Regions from separate parts of the Homo sapiens genome. Here region 1 is linked to region 2. Evidence: chromatin contacts called from ENCODE Hi-C data. All regions are on one chromosome and are shown on one strand. The core of a region is the stretch at or near the end of the contact, and the rest is flanking DNA. Distances in the headings are between cores, read along the strand shown. Region 1 overlaps PUDP (pseudouridine 5'-phosphatase). Region 2 overlaps P2RY8 (P2Y receptor family member 8).

Region 1 (6,815 bases), core at 62-2,561, 5.6 Mb after region 2:
TGAGTAACTCAAGGCTTCCTGGATTCCATCCTGCACTCGGTCTCCCTACAGAAGCTGCAGAACAGAAGGAAGGGCTGGCCCACCCTCCTCCTCAACAGCTGAGTGGTGAAAAGCCTCCTCTAAGGGAGGGTTACCCAGGCATGAGCGCTCCTTTTATTTTCTTCTTCTCTGTGAGGGGGAGAAAGAGCCAAGGCTCTCAGGGCAAGGAGATGGACGGATTGGCAGTGAGGCGGCACATTTTACTTCCTTGAGTGTTTGTTCTAGTAGTTGAGAGAGGAAGATTGACAAAAGGAAACTGCAGGCATCGAACAAGTGAGACACCACTGTCGGGTTTGAAAAGCCGAGTGAAGGAACAGAACAGAGGGCAGGCAGGACGATGGAGGTGCTCCGTGGAACTCTGACTAAGGCGAGTGTGCGAACAGGAAGAAAGGAGTGTGGACAAAGGCAGGAAAACAGCTGTATCCTCTAAAAATGCTTCCAACAGTGTTTATTTAAAGCTTAAAATGTCATGGAGCTTTTAATTTAAAAGACACAGAACTGTGGGATTATAAATCTGTAGGGGACTGTGCAGACAGACACTTTTCCTCACCATTTAGATAAAATAATCCTAAATCCGTGGAATAAGAAAGGATCTAAACAAGTAATTAAACTCCTCAGATCAAATGATAACTACAGCTGTTGATGATGGCACACTTAAAGGGACAGCGTTGTGAAAGGAAAAATGCTGAAATAAAATAAAGGAGCATAAAACACTTGCACTAGGGCCATCAGATGGATATTCTTCCCTGCTTACTAACAAGCTTGCAGCTTTAACATTGCTTCAGGGTCCTTTTTACCAGGAAAGGTCATATTGTTTTTAACATGCTAGGGCCACATACACTACTACCCTCCTTAGGAGAATTAGAAAATATCCCTTGTGACTGTGACCACTCCCCTCCTCCCAGCTGGAATCTGTGTGGCATGTTGAGAGCAGCTTCTGTAGTAGCTGCAAGGGCAGCATGGGGAGGGGGAGAGCCTGGCAGGGAGGTGGAAGCTCTGAAGAAGCTACAGGGTGCCCCAGGCTGGGGCCCAAAGACTGGCGGGTGTTTTCATCCTCAGAGGCAGCCTGAGTTCCCGGGGGCTTATGGGAGGCATTAAGGCTTAAATTAATTCAACTGTTATGGAAGCCCTGTGCCTGGAGGAAGTCTAGGCCGATGGCCTCTAAGTTTCTGTCTAAGGCGGAGACTGGGTAATTGCTGCAAATCAAGTAACATTTTATAACTGAAAATGTATCTTAAATGCTCACTAAGTCCGCCCCTGAGGCACAGTGGTTGATGTTTTACCCAACAAAGATATAAAAAGCGAGGGTTTCTCCCCAACTGCTCTCTCAGGGAGCTGTACCTGCTTACCATGCAAATGGGGACCTATCTTCAATTTTATAACTGTGAGTTGCGTTATTTACGGGGAAAACACCTTGAGCCAACTGTCATTAAGAAGCACATATGGTGATACGGTTTGGCTGTGTCCCCACCTAAATCTCATCTGTTACATGCAGCCCTGTGAAGAGACCACCAAACAGGCTTTGTGTGAGCAATAAAGCTTTTTAATCACCTGGGTACAGGCAGACTGAGTCCGAAAAAGGAGTCAGCAAAGGGAGATAGGGGTGCGGCAGTTTTATAGGATTTGGGTAGGTAGTGGAAAATTACAGTTAAAGGGGGTTGTTCTCTTGCGGGCAGGGGTGGGGGTCACAAGGTGCTCAGTGGGGGAGCTTCTGAGACTCATTGTCCAGGAGAAGGAGTGTCACAAGGTCAATCAGTTAGGGTGGGGCAGGAACAAATCACAATGGTGGAGTGTCATCCATTAAGGCAGGAAGTGGCTATTTTCACTTTGTGGTTTTTCAGTTGCTTCAGGCCATCTGGATGTATACGTGCAGGTCACAGGGGATATGATGGCTTAGCTTGGGCTCAGAGGCCTGACAATCTCGAACTGTAATCCCCAAGTGTGGAGGGAGGGAGGTGATTGGATCGTTGGGGTGGTTTCCCCCATGCTGTTCTCGTGATAGTGAGATCTGAAGGTTTTATAAGTGTTTGCAAGTGCCTCCTTTGCCCCTTTCTCCTGCTGCCTTGCCATCCCCTTCTGCCATGACTGTAAGTTTCCCGAGGCCTCCCCAGCCATGTGGAACTGTGGGTCAATTAAACCTCTTTCCTCTACAGAATACCCAGTCTCAGGGAAGTTCTTTATAGCAGTGTGAGAACAGAGTAACATTAATACACATGGGAAGGCCTGATTTTGCTCCTACCCTCATGTTCATACAAGACCTAGGGCTTTGGGGACCCAAGAGACCTGCAGAAAACTCCCAGCTCAGCTGCACGCCCTGGGACAAGTTTCTTAGCCTGTCTAACATACGATGTTTATTGGAGAAATGTATTTAATAGCCGCTGACCTGCAGAGCGGGGGTGGCCTTAAAGCTGGGGGTGGGGTGGGGCGGGGGGAGATGCTTTAGGTGTGGGAGGTGGCAGGCAGCCCAGGCAGTGAAGCCAGGTCCTCTAAAGCCTGGTGGTCTTTCGGGAAACCCCAACTCTGCAGCTTTCTAGCCGGAAACTCTGGAAGCTAGCAGCCTTGGGTAAAGCACCTATAAAATGAGGATCCTATTCATACTGCAGGTCTTATAAGCCTGCTGGACCTTGGCTTGCACACCTCTAAAATGGGATCCTAATGATGTAGTCATGCCACACACCTTCTAGGCGGTTGCGTCCATGGAGTGAAATAATCTGTGTTGTGCTCTGAGCGCTTGGCCCAGAATTACCTCTGAGCATCAACATATGGAATCATTAGGGAATGCTTTTGTTAACCGTGAGTTATAGGGAATTGACAAGATCTGCTGTCTCCCTTAACAGCAACGCTCCAGTAAGAGCAAACAGCTATTGAACTTGAGAAACTAAAGTGCCTCCTACCAAATATTTTGCTTAAAAAAAAAAAAAAGCAAACAAAACTATCAATTATTTGGAATTCACCAATACATCACACCTGCTAGGCACATTAAACCAGCTTCACAAACACTTCTTAATTGCCGGGGCTGCAGAGGAACAAACACAGCCTCTGTTCCCAATTCCATAACCCAAAAGCTTCTGAAAACACTGCAAAATCTGTACTGGGCTAGCATGAGGTGGTTTTAATGGTCCACATTTATCATACTTAGTGCGACTCTTCAAGCACTTCCCTATAGAAATACTAATGGATTTGATTACGGGTGCTGCCTGAGAACGTTCTGTGTCATGGAACATATGAATTCTAATACCTTTTAAAAATAACCTATATTTAAATACATCTGGCTCCATAGATTTTGGGTAACGGATTATGAACCCGAGTTTGTGACCGCTTACTTATGAAGTTACACTTTGTGCATCTTGCACAACTGAATCTACTTAATGCTTTTTTTCTCCAAAACTAATCTTGATGTATCTTGAGCATAATTTTTATTCCCAATTACAAAAAAGAGAAAAAACTTAAAGCCAGTGTTTTGTGTTAGATAGGCTAGTTCCTTAAAGACACAAAATAAACTACAAGAAAGGCTGATCTTGAGTTAGAATCAAATTGTCACAATCTGACAGTTATGAAGATGTTAGCTGACTGTGTGTGTGCACGTTTTAAGAGTTCAGCTTTTCTTTTTGAGACAAGGTCTCACCTGAGTATAGTAGGGTGATCACATCCCACTGCAGCCCTGACCCCCCGGGCTCAAGTGATCCTCCCGCCTCAGCCTCCCAAGTAGCTGGGGCTACAGGTGTGCGCCACCACACCAGGCTGATTTTTAATTTTTTTTGTAGAGACACGGTCTCCCTATGTTGCCCAGGCTAGTCTTGAACTCCTGGCCTGGAGTGATCCTCCCACTATGGACTCCCAAAGTGCTGGGATTACAGGTGTGAGCCACGGTGCCCAGCCAAGAGTTCAGCTTTTCACTGATCATGTTACAAAAGAGGTTTCTTCAAAAAGATTAAAGCCCGTGTCCTAAGTAGATCCCTCAGATGCTTCTTTCCTTGCTTGCACTTCCTTCTGCTCAGCTGGGGCAGCAGTGGAGGGGCAGGACTGCCTACAGGTACAGGTCCAGCAGCCCCCATGCTGCTGCAGAGGAGGTTCCCAATGTTGACTCTGGCTGGGGAAATGGTACAGGGGCAGAACTGCCTGTAGGTACAGGTCCACCAGCCCCCATGCTACCAAAAAGGCTCCCGATGTTGACACTGGCCAGGCCCTTGCAAACAGGTCAGGCCCAAAAGTTTCACCATTTACACTAGCTGCTTTAATGAGGGCGACGGTCTTATGTGATGGTCACCACACTGCACTGTAGAATGAGGGCCGAGTAGATGCAAGTGAGCTCAAACAAAGATGGAGGCCATGGTGTGGGCGAGTGCGGGGCTGGTGCCACCGGGCAGGGTGCTAGTCACCCAATGAGTGACAGCTTCACAAGGCCTTAGCTTCCTCGGAAGGGCTAAGCACCTTAATGGCAGCTGAGGAAAGAGGGTCAGCAGTGTTTTGAATGTGTGTAAAACCACATTTTAAAGTGAAGTTGCTTTAATTAAAAAACCCAACATCCAGTACATTTTGATAGAAGTGGTGGTGTCATTTTTCTGAACCATTTTGACAGTACATAGTAGCTAATCAGTAATTGTTCAATTTATTTAAAATGTACACCACTAGTATTGTTCATCTAAGATATTCTACTGCTTGTTTCCTAAACACCTTGATTCTCGAAATGAGGTCCCCGGACCAGCAGCATCAGTATGAAGTGAGATGCTGTCCAACTACATATTCTTGGACTCTGTCTTATTCCATTTTCTGCTGCTTATTAACAGAATGCCTAAAACGTGGTAATGTATGAAGACATTCATTTCTTACAGTTATGGGGACTGAGAAGTCCAACGTCGAGGGGACACATTTTGGGAGGGCCTTCTTGCTGGTGGGGACTCCATGGAGTCCCGAGGCAGCACAGAGCATCACATCTTGAGGGGGCTGAGTATGCTAGCTCAGGTCTCTCTCTCTCTCTCTCTTTTTCTTTTTTTCTTTTTTCTCTCTTTGAGACGGAGTCTCGCACTGTAGCCAGGGCTGGAGTGCAAAGGCGTGATCTCAGCTCACTGAAACCTCTGCATCCCAGGTTCATGCAATTCTCCTGCCTCAGCCTCCCGAGTAGCTGGGATTACAAGTGCACACCACCATGCCTGGCTAATTTTTTGTAGAGATGGGGTTTAGTAGAGATGGGGTTTCACTATGTTGGCCAGGCTGGTCCCAAACTCCTGACCTCATGATCCACCTGCCTCGGCCTCCCAAAGTCCTGGGATTACAGGTGTGAGCCACAGTGCCCAGCCTCCTCCTCTTCTTACAAAGCCAGCAGTCCCACTCCTTTGATAACGCATTCATCCAACAACTCACTAATCTATTAATCCATGAACGAAAGGGTCCATTCATGAGGGCAGAGCCTTCATGACCCAACACCTCTTAGAGACCCCACACCTCTCAATACTGCCACATTGGGGATTAAGTTTCAACATGAGTTTCAGAGAGAACAAACGTTCAAACCACACAGCAGGCCCTACCCCAGATCTACAGAATCAGAAGCTGGGGTGGGACCTAGCAATGTGTGTTTTACAGAGCCCTCTCAGTGATTTGAATGTGTGCTCAAGTGGAGGGCCACTGACCTGGCATTATGTTTTCATGTAAGACTTGTGCTCTATAAAGTTGTGATTTTAAAAATATATCAATCTTAACTAAGAAGTGCTTAATTGTACATATACAAATGTACAAATTAGTACAAATTAAAGAATAAACAATCTATGATGATATTCATCCCAGTACTTACTTTCCTTTATATTGTACCCCATTATGGTTTAGTTACATTTATTTTCCTATTTCCTTCTGTCACCCCCAAATCAGACTTATGTTAATGTGTTTGTAATGAAAGAGAGATTTAAAAATAAGGACCCTTAAACATGCCCCATTCTTTCTCAAGTTAACTGCAGCAAATGATTCCAATAAATTGGAGTTCTCAGTTAATAATAGTTAATTAGGCCTGCATCAAATGAGATGTAGAATTCAATGAAAGTTATGCACAGCATTCTCACGGACATGGCCAGGGTAAAGTGCTTATGAAGACATGCCCTAATAAGCTAGCTCTTTTAAAGAAACATGCATCTTGGAATAAAAACACTGACAACTTAATGGAACATACCATATGCAAGGATTAGTTAATTGGCTCAACTCTCTTAAATGGAAATCAAGAAAAAAACATTTTCTAGGCTGGAATCATTACATATGAAATCACAGTTGTCCTTGGTGACCTTCTTTTGAGAGTAACTACTGAAACTTTTACATCGCTATATATATATGTTCTAACATAAGATCCTCCTTTTCTTCTAGTGAAAGCATTTCCAGCTTTATGAAAGATATTGGAAAATAAGGGTCAATTTCCAAAAACCAACTTTCGGTCAGTAAGTAGCACAGCAATCCTAAAAACTGAGCTTTGAACTACATAAGCTAGGAAATCCAGCCCTTCACAGCAGAAAGGTTTCAGCCTTCTGAAATGGCTAGTTCAGACAGCTGGGGTTGCCTTGGGCTTTTTTTGACCTTCTTAACCAGCCAAGCTTACTTAGTAATCCCTAGAACCCTAACAGCAAAAACTGTTCTGAAAGGTCACTGTGGGCAACAGCTGTTTCACATTGCTCTCTATGCTCCTGGCACACAGCACAGAGCCCAGATCCTGTCGGCAGCGCTATTTCACTTCACTCCCAGAGTCACGTCCACGCACGTGGCTGCAAGGGGGAGCTGGCCTAAGCCTGCAGTGAGGAGTG
Region 2 (6,885 bases), core at 4,070-6,569:
GGCCCAGGCTGGAGTGCAGTGGTGTGATCTCAGCTCACTGCAAGCTCCGCCTCCCGGGTTCCCGCCATTCTCCTGCCTCAGCCTCCCGAGTAGCTGGGACTACAGGCGTGTACCACCATGCCCAGCTAATTTTTTGTATTTTTAGTAGAGACGGGGTTTCACCGTGTTAGCCAGGATGGTCTCGATCTCCTGACCTCATGATCCGCCTGCCTCGGCCTCCCAAAGTGCTGGGATGACAGGCGTGAGCCACCGCGCCCGGCCTGTTGTTGTTTTTTAATGTTTTTTTTTAGTTTTCGGTGTACAAATCTACTTTCATGATTAATTTCTAACTGTTTTATTCTTTTTGGTGTTATTGTTAATGTAATTGTTTTCTTATTCTCTTATTTATGTACTTATTTTGAGGTAGGGTCTCACTCTGTTGCCCAGGCTGGAGTGCATTGGCACAATCATGGCTCACAGCAGCCTTGAACTCCTGGGTTCTAGTGATCCTCCCACCTCAGCTTCTCAAGTAGCTGGGACTACAGGCGTGCACCACCATGCCCAGCTAATTTTTTTTTTTGTTTTTTGAGACGGAGTCTCACTCTGTCATCTAGGCTGGAGTGCAGTGGTGTGATCTCGGCTCACTGCAACCTCCGCCTCCCGAGTTCAAGTGATTCTCCTGCCTCAGCCTCCCGAGTAGCTGGGATTCCAGGTACACGCCACCACACCCAGCTAATTTTTGTATTTTTGGTAGAGACGGGGTTTCTACTAAATGTTGGCCAGGCTGGTCTCGAACTCCTGACCCCAGGTGATCCTCCAACCTAGCCCTCCCAAAGTCTTGGGATTACAGGCGAGAGGCCCTGCGCCCGGCCACGTTAATTCTTTAGAAGTCAACAGAGGCCCATTGCTCTGAGCCGCCGCCACCCCCAGCCCTGTTTGTGACGACCAATGGGCTGCCGTGGACATAGGATTTTGGGTGTGCTAAAACCAGGAAAGCCCCCAGCAGCACCCAGGCTCCGAGGTTCTGGGAGACACAACCTCCCCGCCAGAGGGAAATGACCCATTACAATCCCCTGGGTGGTTTTCCAGGCCAAGCAGCTGGGGCCGCCTGTCTGGCCCAGGGTGGCCTGAATCTCTCGGTTCTGTCCTGGGAGAGGTGGGGATTTTTAAGCCTGACCTTTTAACTTTACCACAGGGCTGCTATCCAGCCTTCCTTCCTGTGACAGACTCTACGCCCATCTTCCAAAGCTCACAGAGCTGGCCGGAGAGTCCCAGGGCCCTCTTGTGAACTACGTCTTGGAAGGAGGTGGCTGTGTCTTCTCAGATACCATGTCCAGGCTTACATCTGAATGTTTTCGGTCCGACTTCAAGGGACGTAAATATCAGACCCCTGGAAGCACTCTGTGCATCCCTGTGACGGTGCTTTGCAGACTTTTGGCCTGTGTTTGACTTTCTGATGCGTTTTCATTTTCACTTTCGTTTTTCTGTATTTATTTATGGAGACATAAGGTCTTGCTCTGTTGCCCCAGGCTAGAGTGCCATGGTGACATTATATAGCTCACTGCAACCTCAACTTCCTGGCCTGAACCGATCCTCCCACCTCAGCCTCCTGAGCAGCTGGGACCACAGGTGCTCACCACCATGGCTGGCTAATTATTTATTTTTGTAGACATAGGGGTCTCACTATATTGCCCCGTCTTAGTTTTCATTTTTATTTTTTATTATTATTATTATTTGAGACAAAGTTTCACTCTGTTGCCCAGGCTGGAGTGCAGTGGTGCGATCTTGGCTCACTGCAACCTCCATCTCCCGGGTTCAAGTGATTCTCCTGCCTCAGCCTCCCGAGTAGCTGGGATTACAGGCGCGCACCACCACGCCCGGCTAATTTTTTGTATTTTTAGTAGAGATGGGGTTTCACCGTGTTAGCCAGGATGGTCTCGATATCTGGACCTTGTGATCTGCCTGTCTCGGCCTCCCAAAGTGCTGGGATTACAGGCATGAGCCACCACGCCCGGCGAGTTTTCATTTTTATTGATTATTATTATTATTTTTTGAGACGAAATCTCGCTCTGTCACCCAGATTGGAGTGCAGCGCTGTGATCTTGCCTCACTGCAACCTCCGCCTCCCGGGTTCAAACGATTGTCCTGCCTCGGCCTCTTGAATATCTGGAACTACAGGCGTGTGCCACCACATCCAGCTCATTTTTGTATTATTAGTAGACACAGGGTTTTACTGTGGTGGCCAGGCTGGTCTTGAACTCCTGACCTCAGGTGATCCACCCACCTCGGCCTCTCAAAGTGCTGGGATGACAGACGTGAGCCACCACGCCTGGCCTCATTTTTCTATTTGGAAATAAAGTCCTGTCTAGGTTTATGAGGAGTGGGACCACATCACTGAAGATACACGAGCAAGAACATGGATTTGCTTATCTCTGTTTTGGTCATGTCCTCCCGGGGGGCAGGGGTGGGGGTGGCAAACCTCCTCCCCTCCCTCCCCCACTTCGAACACAGAGTGAGTGTTGGTGACACTCAGCCAGGGACAGGACCCCGCTGCGAGCCAGGTTCCTCTTTCTACTGACTCTCTGGGGACCCTGTTTGCCTCCCGGCAACACGCTTTGCCGAAGAGCCCCTGTGCTGGCTGCCACGTGAGCCGCCCCTGTCCCTACTCTCAGCAGCCTTCCCCACCTGCAAACCCAGATCGAGGGCCTCCCATGCTGGGTTGGATGGTGGCCCCCAGAGATATGTCCGTGTCCTGAGCCCTGCTATTTGGGGAGGGGGTTTCATTTGGAAAAGAGGGTCTTTGCAGATTCATTCCGTTGTGGATCTTGAGAGAAAATAATCCTGCATTGTCTGGGTGGGCCTTAAATGCAATGACAGGTGTCCTTCTAAGAGACAGGAGAGGAGACACAGACACAGAGGAGAAGGCCACGTGGAGACGGAGACAGAGCCTGGAATGACGCGGCCACAAGCCCAGGGATGCCTGGAGCCCCCAGGAGCTGGGAGAGACAGGAAGGAGCCTCCGGAGGGAACTGGATCCAATTGTAATGGGTTGAACAGCGGATCCTGGAAAGATATGTCCATATCCTAGAGCCCAGAACCTGGAATGAGACCTTATTTGGAAATAAGAACTTTGCAGATTTAATGAGTTAAGGATCTCAAGATGAGATACTCCTGGATTAGGCTGGGCCCTAAATCCAATGACAGGTGCCCTGGTAAAAGACAGAAGAGGAGACGCAGACACAGAGGAGAAGGCCACGTGGAGACGGAGACAGAGCCTGGAATGACGCGGCCACAAGCCCAGGGATGCCTGGAGCCCCCAGGAGCTGGGAGAGACAGGAAGGACCCTCCCCTAGAGCTCCTTGAGGGAGCACGGACCTGAGACATTTTGATCTCAGACTTCTGGCCCCCGGAACTGTAAGAAAGTAAATTCCTGTTGTCGAACTCCCCAGTTTGTGGCATTTTTTGTGTCAGCCTCAGGGGACTCACAGAAATGGCTTTGTCTCTGCACCCCTAAAATAATTTTAATGTTACTACTGAACAAGTTTGAAAGATGCAGGCACTTTCTGACATGCCACGAGCTTTGTTACTTAAAATACAACTGCCAGCTGGGCGTAGTGGTTCACACCTGTCATCCCAGCACTTCGGGAGGCCAGGGCGAGCAGATCACCTGAGGTCAGGAGTTCGAGACCAGCCTGGCCAACGTGGTAAACCCCGTCTCTACTAAAAATACAAAAATTAGCCAGGTGTGGTGGCTCACACCTGTAATCCCAGCACTTTGGGAGGCCGAGGCGGGTGGATCATCTGAGGTCAGGAGTTCGAGAACAGCCTGGCCAATGTGGCAAAACCCCGTCTCTGCTAAAAATACAAAAATTAGCTGGGCATGGTGGCAGGCACCTGTAGTCCCAGCTAATCAGGAGGCTGAGGCAGGAGAATCACTTGAACCCGGGAGGCAGAGGTTGCAGTGAGCTGAGATCATGCCACTGTACTCCAGCCTGGGTGAGACTTAGTCTCAAACAAAACAAAAAACAAGAAAAACCAAACACAGCTGCTTTGTCGCTGTTCTGGAGGAACTGAATAGACTGTAATCATGTTGGTGTTTTACAGGCAATTATCCACTTAAATAACCTGTAAAGGAACTGTCTTTAAAGATTTGGGAATTCTGCTGGACGTGGTGGCTCACGCCTGTAATCCCAGCACTTTGGGAGGCCGAGGCGGGCGGATCATGAGGTCAGGAATTCGAGACCAGCCTGTCCAATATGATGAAACCCCGTCTCTACTAAAAATACAAAAATTAGCTGGGCGTAGTTGCAGGCGCCTGTAGTCCCAGCTACTCGGGAGGCTGAGGCAGGAGAATCGCTGGAACCCGGGAGGCGGAGGTTGCGGTGAGCCGAGATGGCGCCACTGCACTCCAGCCTGGGCAACAGACCAAGACTCTGTGTCAAAAAAAAAAAAAGATTTGGGAATTCCACATGCTTCTTTGCCCCCCTTGAAGCTTCTGTTTCAATCTTATTGCCTCCTGATGTGATGTAGACCTGGATTTGAAAGCCTTTTAGTGGTGACCCTGTCCACCTCATGACAGCAAAACAGTTCATGTGTTGAAATTTAAACATAGGTTTCACTTCCTGCTACCATAAGGATCCCACGTGCTGGAAACTTCCCTCTGTTGAAATGTTCTCTGTGGTCAAAACTGATCAGGCTGGGTGCAGTGGCTCATGCCTGTCATCCCAGCATTTTGGGAGTCTGAGGCAGGTGGATCACTTGAGGTTAGGAGTTTGAGACCAGCCTGGCCAACATGGTGAAATCCCATCTCTACTAAAAATACAAAATTAGGTCGGGTGTTGTGGCTCACGCCTGTAATCCCAGCACTTTGGGAGGCTGATGCGGGCGGATCACCTGAGGTCAGGAGTTCGAGGCCAGCCTGGCCAACATGCTGAAACCCTGTCTCTACTAATAATACAAAAATTAGCCGGGCATTGGCCAGGCGTGGTGGCTCACGCCTGTCATCCCAGCACTTTGGGAAGCCGAGGCGGGTGGATCACAAGGTCAGGAGATCGAGACCATCCTGGCTAACACGGTGAAACCCTGTCTCTACTAAAAAAAATACAAAAATAAATTAGCCGGGCGTGGTGGCAGGCGCCTGTAGTCCCAGCTACTTGGGAGGCTGAGGCAGGAGAATGGCGTGAACCCGGGAGGCAGAGGTTGCAGTGAGCCGAGATCGTACCACTGCACTCCAGCCTGGGTGACAGAGAGAGACTCTGTCTCAAAAAAAAAAAAAAAAGGAAGAAAATCTCATGCTCAACCTCAAATTGGAAACGTGAATCAGGGCGTCTCAGAGGACCTGAGCTGGGTTTCTGTGACTGACGTGGTACTCTGGCCACTTGCCCATCACAAAAACGGATGAGACTGTGGAAAGCAGATCTTTATCTTTCTGAGAAGGAAGCAACAGAGGGCCTCGTCACCGGCCTTTCCGTTGGCCTTGGCGTCTTAATGACCACAGATAGTGTCCATGGACTGAGTTTCCTCGTGGCCAGCAAGGACAGGGCTGAAAAATGGAACCACTCCACATGGAGGCACTGGATGAGTGTCTGCAGACAACTGAAGATGAAGCTAGGTGTCTCATCAACAATTTCAGAATATTATCCACTAGCTTCGGAAGATACAAAAAGCCTTCTGGGAGGCCGAGGCGGGTCGATCACCTGAGGTCAGGAGTTGGAGACCAGCCTGGCCAACATGGTGAAACTCCATCTCTACTCAAAATATAAAACTTAGCTGGGTGTGGTGGCGGGCGCCTGTCATCCCAGCTACTCGGGAGGCTGAGGCAGGAGAATCGCTTGAACCAGGGAGGCGGAGGTTGCAGTGAGCCGACATGGCGCCATTGCACTCCAGCTTGGGCGACAGAGCAAGACTGCGTCTCAAAAACAAACAAACAATAAAACACAAAAAACAAAAAACAAAAGAATCCAGGAGGAGGACTTGCAAGTAGAGTTTCCATTTCTACCCCTGTGTAAAATTCCTTGAGTATTGCATTTTTAAAAATCATTTCCCATTTCTAAACTTTGTAACAAAAGAATATCTTTTTTACATTGAACAAAGCATCTTAATTTCTTTCTTCTTTTTTTTTTTTTTTTTTTTTTTGACACAGAGTCACACTCCGTCACCCAGGCTGGAGTGCAGTGGCACAGTCTTGGCTCACTGCAAGCTCCGCCTCCCGGGTTCAAGTGATTCTCCTGCCTCAGCCTCCCTAGTAGCTGGGATTATAGGCACCCGCCACCACACCTGGCTAATTTTTGTATTTTTAGTAGAGACGGGGTTTTGCCATGTTGGCCAGGCTGGTCTCGAACTCCTGACCTTAGACGACCCGCCTGCCTGAGCCTCCCAAACTGCTGGGATGACGGGTGTGAGCCACCATGCCTGATGCTTAATTTCCTTCTTAAAACATGCTCCCCTGTGCCCTTCCCCTTCTAAGATGAGCCAGGAGGCTAATTGGGTAGACAAAAGAAGACAGAAGTTTGTGTCCTTCTAGACAGAACTGGTGTGGCCCACCAGGCTATAGATGGAGATGTCTCTTCTGAGAGAAGACTGCCTCTTTGTCCTTTCCATTGAGAAAATGCTTCCTTTTCAGCCCTGAGCTGGGGGTATCAGGAGTCCAGGAAAGAAAGAAGGCAGAGGAGAGAGAGAGGTGTTTGGATGTAAAGATGTATCTACCACGTTGACCAGAATCTTGACGACATCACCATGAGCTCCGTGACTCAGAGGGACCCTGGACATTTTGGACGTTTGTCACTTGCTGGCCACTTTCTTTCTTTCTTTTTTTTTTTTTGAGATGGAGTCTTGCTCTGTCGCCCAGGCTGGAGTGCAGTGGCGCAATCTTGGCTCACTACAACCTCTGCCTCCCTGGTTGAAGTG

The links. A loop is a pair of places that touch in the nucleus more often than their neighbours do. Pooled maps may share reads with other maps.
Region 1: a map with no recorded cell type shows a loop between it and region 2 (9-fold over the local background). The contact joins two enhancer-like sites. A Hi-C loop is called at or near these places in 3 of 37 single-sample maps with no recorded cell type and 1 of 50 pooled maps.

The regions. Positions count from the first base shown.
Region 1 is chrX:7,109,045-7,115,859 of GRCh38, forward strand. All of the region lies in intron 1 of PUDP (pseudouridine 5'-phosphatase), which reads right to left. Among named protein-coding and RNA genes, the nearest start is that of STS, 35 kb to the right of the region's middle. RefSeq lists enhancers at 138-207, 358-407, 1,678-1,727, 1,738-1,987, 6,810-6,815. Within about 2 kb of position 1,312, at least 6 of the 41 ENCODE cell types and tissues checked have a DNase peak (open chromatin) inside an H3K27ac peak, as active enhancers do.
Region 2 is chrX:1,499,897-1,506,781 of GRCh38, forward strand. The region is part of intron 1 of P2RY8 (P2Y receptor family member 8); the gene reads right to left. Among named protein-coding and RNA genes, the nearest start is that of P2RY8, 34 kb to the right of the region's middle. Within about 2 kb of position 5,320, at least 16 of the 41 ENCODE cell types and tissues checked have a DNase peak (open chromatin) inside an H3K27ac peak, as active enhancers do.